Regions from separate parts of the Homo sapiens genome. Here region 1 is linked to region 2. The links are chromatin contacts, found by Hi-C or POLR2A ChIA-PET in ENCODE. All regions are on one chromosome and are shown on one strand. The core of a region is the stretch at or near the end of the contact, and the rest is flanking DNA. Distances in the headings are between cores, read along the strand shown.

The links. Hi-C counts contacts between places; a loop is a spot of excess contacts on that map. ChIA-PET counts read pairs that join two places held with the same protein, here RNA polymerase II (POLR2A). Pooled maps may share reads with other maps.
Region 1: a map of heart right ventricle shows a loop between it and region 2 (1.9-fold over the local background). The contact joins two enhancer-like sites. A Hi-C loop is called at or near these places in 9 of 168 maps with a recorded cell type or tissue (DLD1, Right ventricle myocardium inferior, astrocyte of the cerebellum and 5 more) and 4 of 50 pooled maps. POLR2A ChIA-PET finds 5 or more read pairs at or near these places in 1 of 52 experiments (WTC11).

Annotation. Positions count from the first base shown.
Region 1 is chr3:14,836,775-14,839,591 of GRCh38, forward strand. The region is part of intron 1 of FGD5 (FYVE, RhoGEF and PH domain containing 5); the gene reads left to right. Among named protein-coding and RNA genes, the nearest start is that of FGD5, 19 kb to the left of the region's middle. Within about 2 kb of position 1,302, at least 8 of the 41 ENCODE cell types and tissues checked have a DNase peak (open chromatin) inside an H3K27ac peak, as active enhancers do; they include heart left ventricle and heart right ventricle, where a contact is called at or near this core.
Region 2 is chr3:14,791,373-14,794,585 of GRCh38, forward strand. No RefSeq gene overlaps it. Among named protein-coding and RNA genes, the nearest start is that of LINC02011, 18 kb to the right of the region's middle. Within about 2 kb of position 1,384, at least 7 of the 41 ENCODE cell types and tissues checked have a DNase peak (open chromatin) inside an H3K27ac peak, as active enhancers do; they include heart left ventricle and heart right ventricle, where a contact is called at or near this core.

The DNA.
Region 1 (2,817 bases), core at 52-2,551, 45 kb after region 2:
ATTAAAATAAATATGATAGGAAAGTGAGCAATATTCTGGCAGCACAGAAGGAGCAGCCACGTGCTTTGAAGAAGAGGCCTCCCTGAGGCACTCGCAGGGTTAACATGGACATTTGAGCAGGGCTCAAAGGGCGAGTAAGAATTTGCGACCTGAAGAAGGGAAGGAAGGACATTCCAAATGGAAGGGACAGTGGGGACCACATGCACAGAAGCACCCGGGTATAAGGGACCTAGGGTGCACCAAGACCAAGGACACACACACAGTGACCAGACTGCAGCAGGGAGGGACAGAAAGGAGGTGAGAGTTCAAGCCCCAAGCTTGAGGGTGTGAAGTGCAGAGAGTCAAAACAGAGGCTGAGAGTGTTGGTCAGCGGTGGTGCCAAGACTCCCAGCCTGGGGCCCTGCGTGCCCTTGCCATCTTTATTGGCGTGTCCCTGACTCTTTCAGCCCTCACTGAAACTATTTGAGGTTAAATAGGAGGCTGCTGTCTCCATGGCTGGAGAAGGGGAAGGTGTGAGTGTAACAAGGTCTTTTGAGGCTGGAGTTTGGCTTGCCTGTAACCCCAGGAGGGGCGGTTGCTCAGTTCACGGAGCAGTCATTCATTATCCAGTTGCTTCTAATCCACCATTCCTTGGTGACAGGCAGAAATTAGTTTCCTTCGAACCTGCTAATTAGAGCTAACGGTTGCGGGGGCTGGGGGGGATGTATTTGGATGGCATTGGCTGGAGGACTAGCCTTCTCTAGGTTTTGCGGCTTTTCAGAATCCTGCATCTGTCCTCACTCTTTGGCCTGAGGACTACCGGGTTTTTGTATAAAGCCCAGCTCTGTGTGGATCCTGCTTCTCCCACGGAGAGGGGGATAGGCTGCGAAGTATTTGCAGGCTTTCTGAATCAGCAGTGATTATGCTCATCCACAAAAGTGCTCACGGTGTTCCACAGTTGGGTTTTGGGCTTAGAGCCCTGAGTCTCTAAGCGTGGAACTGGCCCAGAAAAGGCTCTTTGCTCTCTGCCTCTTGCTGTGTAGCCTTTTTCTTGTGTTTCTTTTTCGGGGCCTCGGTTTCCCCAGAAATGAAGTGATGAGCTAAGTGATTTCGTAGGGCTGTTCTGAGTCTGACGTGACATACTTATTTTCCGTTGCTGCCATGGCAATTTGCCATAAATTTAGTGGCTTAAGACAACATCTGTTTTTCATCTCCCAGCTCTGTGGGTCAGCAGTCTAGTGGGCTCAGCTGGGTCCTTTACTGAGGGTCTCAGGAGGCCAAAGTCAGGGTGTGGGCTGGCCTGGGCCCTCATCTAGAGACTGTGGGGAGATTCCAGGCTGTGCCCATTCAGGTCACTAGCTGACGTCCACTCCTGTGGGACTGAGGGCCCTGCTTCCCTGTTGGCTGTCACGGGGCTGATCTTTGCCCTGGCTGCAGCCTGCACTCCTTCCCCTGTTTTCTGCATGGACTTCTCCAGTAATGGCGGGTTGTGAGTTGACTCTTTCTCGTGCTCTGAATCTGACTCCAGGCAAGTTCTCTGCTTCTAAGGACCTGTGTGATTAGATTGGGCCCACCCAGATAACCAAGGGTAATCTCCACGTTATAACCTTCACAACCTTAAGTACGTCTGCAAAGCCCCTTTTGCTAAATGATGCAGAATATTTGTAGTTTCCAGGATTAGGGAGTGGACATTTTGAGGGCTTTGATTCTGCCTATTACAGTCTTTGATTCTGCCACTGCCATCTGACCCCCCAGTGATTCAGGTCTATCCCAAATGCAAAATATATTCAGTCCATCCCAAGGTCCCCAGAGGTCTCATCCTGTGACAGCATCAGCTCAACAAATCTTATTTGAATCTTGTCAGCTCAGAAGTCCTAAGTCCCATTATTTAAATCCAGTATTGGGTGAGGTTCTGGGTATGACCCATTCTGGCATAATTCCTCTCCATCTATGACCCTGGGAAGCTAAAGAAATAAGTTATCTGCTCTTGAAATATAATGGGACCAGTTATAGACTTCCAGTCCAAACAGGGAGAAAATGGAAGGTAAAACAAAGTCAGATGACATTGCTGGGGCCTCACATCCCTCTCTCCCAAAACTATAGGGAGAAAATGCAATAGAACCAGCAGTTTCCTACCCCCTCTGCCCCCTCCTTACCTCTGTGGGCATTCACTGGCTACAAGTCCACCTGTTATATTCTGGCCCTGTCTTTGGGGTCTTAGGAATACACAGTTGCACAGCTTTGTACCAGTGGGTTAGAAACAACAGGAAGTTTAATTGAAATGCAGCAGAAGGGATCTAGGTTGAAAGGGTAGTGTTTGATTTGAAAAGGGTTTGTTAGCACCAAGAAAGGAAAAGCACATGCTTCCAGCACCTCCTGTCTGTTTCTCAACACTAGGAAGTGGGAAATGCACAGGCTTCTGGGGACATTTGACCCGTCATTTCTGACCTGGGAGGAATTGGGGGAATTCATTTAACCTTCCTGAGCCTCAGCCTCCTCGGCTGTAACGTGGAGATGCTGCTGGGTGCCTCACAGAGCTGTCGTGAAGGTCATGTTATGTGAAGGGTGTTTCGTAGACCACAGCCAGTGTACAAATAGTAGCTCTATTTGTGGTCTGGAACCTGCTATGCCAGCTGGTGAGGGTAGGGGGTGTCCCAGAAGGTTTGACTGTCGTCAGACCTTCCCCTCCCCCTTTGGAATGACTCTCACCTCCCCAAGATAATCTGATTAACTACTGAGTGTATAGAGATCCTGCCCCGGGGGCACAGCACAGGGGCACAGAGGTCTCAACAATGCGGAGCTCTGCCACAGAGGAGGGGAATGGTGCTGCTAGGACAG
Region 2 (3,213 bases), core at 134-2,633:
TGCTCCCCTCTCCCTTGTCCTCTGGGATGTGGGAACGAGTCGGGGGATTCAGCCTTTGTTCCATCCTTAGCCAGGTTCTGAGGACTCTTTTTTTACATGCGGTCAGTGCTCCTGTCACCTCCAGTCCACTGGGGGGCGTCTCTGCACTGGCCAGACCCGTCCCGCTTGCAGGGTTTGGATGCACTCCCTGCCTTCTCACCTTGCACCCAGGTACTCGGGCTTAGGAACAGCAGCAAGTTGTGCCCTCTGTCCCCTGGGACTTTCCATGGCACGACCCCCAGCTCTGTGCACCATGTCCTCTGTCCCTCTCAGCAGCCTTGGAATGTGAGGAAACAGAGATGACGAGACCGGCTGAGGTCACCTGGCAAACCGGTGGCTGACCCAGGATGATAAGATGACAGGGATGCCAGGTAGGCTGAGCTCCCACGCTCCATGCGAGTGCCTGGGAAGGGGTGGGCTGGAGGAGCAGGGGATGAATGGAGGGAAGGGGGCCTCGGGGCTGTGCCCCTTCCCAAACGTGTGACTCAACCATGTGTCCAGTGGCTGTCCCTGCCACAGGCCCAGCCTATTAGGGAGCAAGCCAGGTCCCCAGACCTTGGGGATTTATTCCTCCTTCCGGGGGAGGCTTAAATTTTACCCCAGAAAAGGCAATGTGTAACATAAAAAGCCTCCATTTCTGACATATGAAGAGGGAAAGCCCTCCTTGGAGTCCTTCAATAATAATGATAATAATTCTAAATCCTATTTACTCGGTGCCAGACACTGCTCTAAACACTTTATAGGGCTGGGCTCAGTGAGTGGCTCATGTCTGTAATCCCAGCACTTTGGGAGGCTGAGGTGGGTGGATCACCTAAGGTCAGGAGTTTGAGACCAGCCTGGCCAACATGGTGAAACCCCGACTCTACTAAAAATACAAAAATTAGCGGGACATGGTGGCCCACGCCTGTAATCCCAGCTACTCAGGAGGCTGAGGCAGGAGAATCACTTGAACCCAGGAGGCGGAGGTTGCAGTGAGGTGAGATCATGCCACTGAACTCCAGCCTGGGCGACAGAGCAAGACTCTGTCTCAAAAAAATAATAAATAAATATATATATATATAAACACTTTATAAGTATTAACTTGCTTACACCTCATAAGAGCCCTAAGATGTAAGTGCTTCTTCTTATTCCCACTTTGAAGATGGGGACATTGAGGCAGAGAGAAGCAAAAGGCTTTTGGAAGGTCACACAGCAAGTCAGTGGCAAAGCTAGAAGTCAAGCCCAGAGGATTTCACTCTACACTTGTCAAAAGCCACAGGCTAGGCCAATGTGGGCAGAGGGGCAAGGCTGCTGGAACCTCTGAGATGGCTGGCGCAGCCCCTCCTTGCCGGCCCGGGGTGGCCACAAATGCAAGAACCGGGAAGGGCCCTCTTGGCACCTGACCCTCACCTGGCACTGTCAGCCCTTGACCACTTCCCCGGTGGGTAGGCATGCCACCTGTGTCTGCACCCTCCAGCGACCAGGGGCTCAGCTGTTCCCCTGGATGCCTGTGCTCTCCCTGCTCTGCCCTGCCTGAGCGGAATCTCCTCCTGCCCTTTGAATCCACCCCGCAGTGGGATCTGGCATCACCCTGTGGACCTCCAGACCTGCCTGTTCCCCAGCTCTGGGACAGCACATGTGACTCCTTAAGTCTTCTCGGCTGTAGCCCCTCTGACCTCTACAGATCTAGTAACTTTTCTGAAGTCCACAATCTGTGGCTGTGGCCCAAGGAGCTCTAAGGGCAGTTTGAGGAATTAAAATGAAGACAGTCCTGCAGCCACCTGTGTATGTGTGTCAGGGCTGGCAGGGAAGCGGTGGCTTCAGGGCTCTACTTCCATCCAGCCTCCGCCACCTTTGCCCCCACGGTGAAGGCAGCCTAGTGCACTGTTTCCAGGGTCTGGCCCTTTTAAATTTAGCTGCGGGGAAAAAGCAGTTTGTGCAGGTCTGGAACTTGGAGACAATCAGCAACAGGAAAAAGTCATCCGAGGGGAGCTTTCAGTGAATTATGGAGGTATTGTTCCTGCGCCCAAGGAGCCAGGGCTGCTGGTCCAAACCTCGCTGACCCAGCCCAGGCCTTTGGGGCAAAACATTGCCTGGAGCTGCGTCAGGACAACACAATGTGGGCCTCTGAAGGCCAAAAAAAAAAAAAAAAAAAAAGGGCCAGAGGAAGAAAAATACTGGAAATTCCCTGCATCCCAGTGATGGAAGAGCCTTTCTTGAAAATCAACAGCAAGGGAAAGGTTGCTGCCCGCCCAGGCGGGGCCTCGGGGAGCAGGAGGAAGTCGCAAGCGATATTTTGAGATATTTTCAGTCTGGTGTGATGCCGGTTGATTTTCCAAAACACAAGGGCCTCATGCTGGGAGGAGAGTTGAGGCTGGACTGAAGCTCACCAAGGGTGGGGCCGGGGTGCAGGATGGGCCAGGACAAGAACATAAACAGAAGCTGACCCAGTTGGAGAGCTCTGGTGCTCCAGATGGCTGACTCCCAGGCCCCTCGCCACCCTGGGAGGCCCAGGGGGGTCTCCTGTTGACCCAAAGGCCCTTCCGGACCTCACCTAGGTAGGAAAACTGCAGATGAAGACTGGGATCCCCCTGCACAGAATGCCTGCTAAGTGGCCAGGCAGATTCTGCTTGCTCGCCTCTCCTGATGGGGCACTCACCACCTATTCAGCAGCTCATCCCATTTCTGCACAGCTCTGAGTGGGAGAAACAATAACAATGGTTGTGGAAGGGACACAGCAGTGAACAAAACAAACGCTCCCGTCCTCATGGGGCTGACACTTTAGTAAAGGGACACAGTACAAAAAATTAATAAAATGTATGGTATGCTAGAAATTGCAAACACTGTGAGGGAGAAGATAAAGCAAGAAAAGGGGTAGGAGGCACTTGGGATGCAATTCTGGAAATAGGTAGTTAAGGAAAAAGTTCCTCCTCACTCTCAGCTGGGACCCACCTCCCTGGGATGTCTCGTGGACCCCACTCTGCCCTCTGGGCACAGAGGTTCATCTGCTCCCCCCTAGGCAGGGATAGTCTTGCTCTGTTCCAAATTGAGCAGGGCCAACTCCTCACAGGAAGGGGGCTCCAGCCCTCTCACCCTTCTCTAGGGCTCCAGAGTGAGCCCCTTTCACAGAGGTGGGAAGGACATTGTAAACCCTCTATCTCCATGAAGGCATGCGAAGGTCCCTTTTCAGCTGTT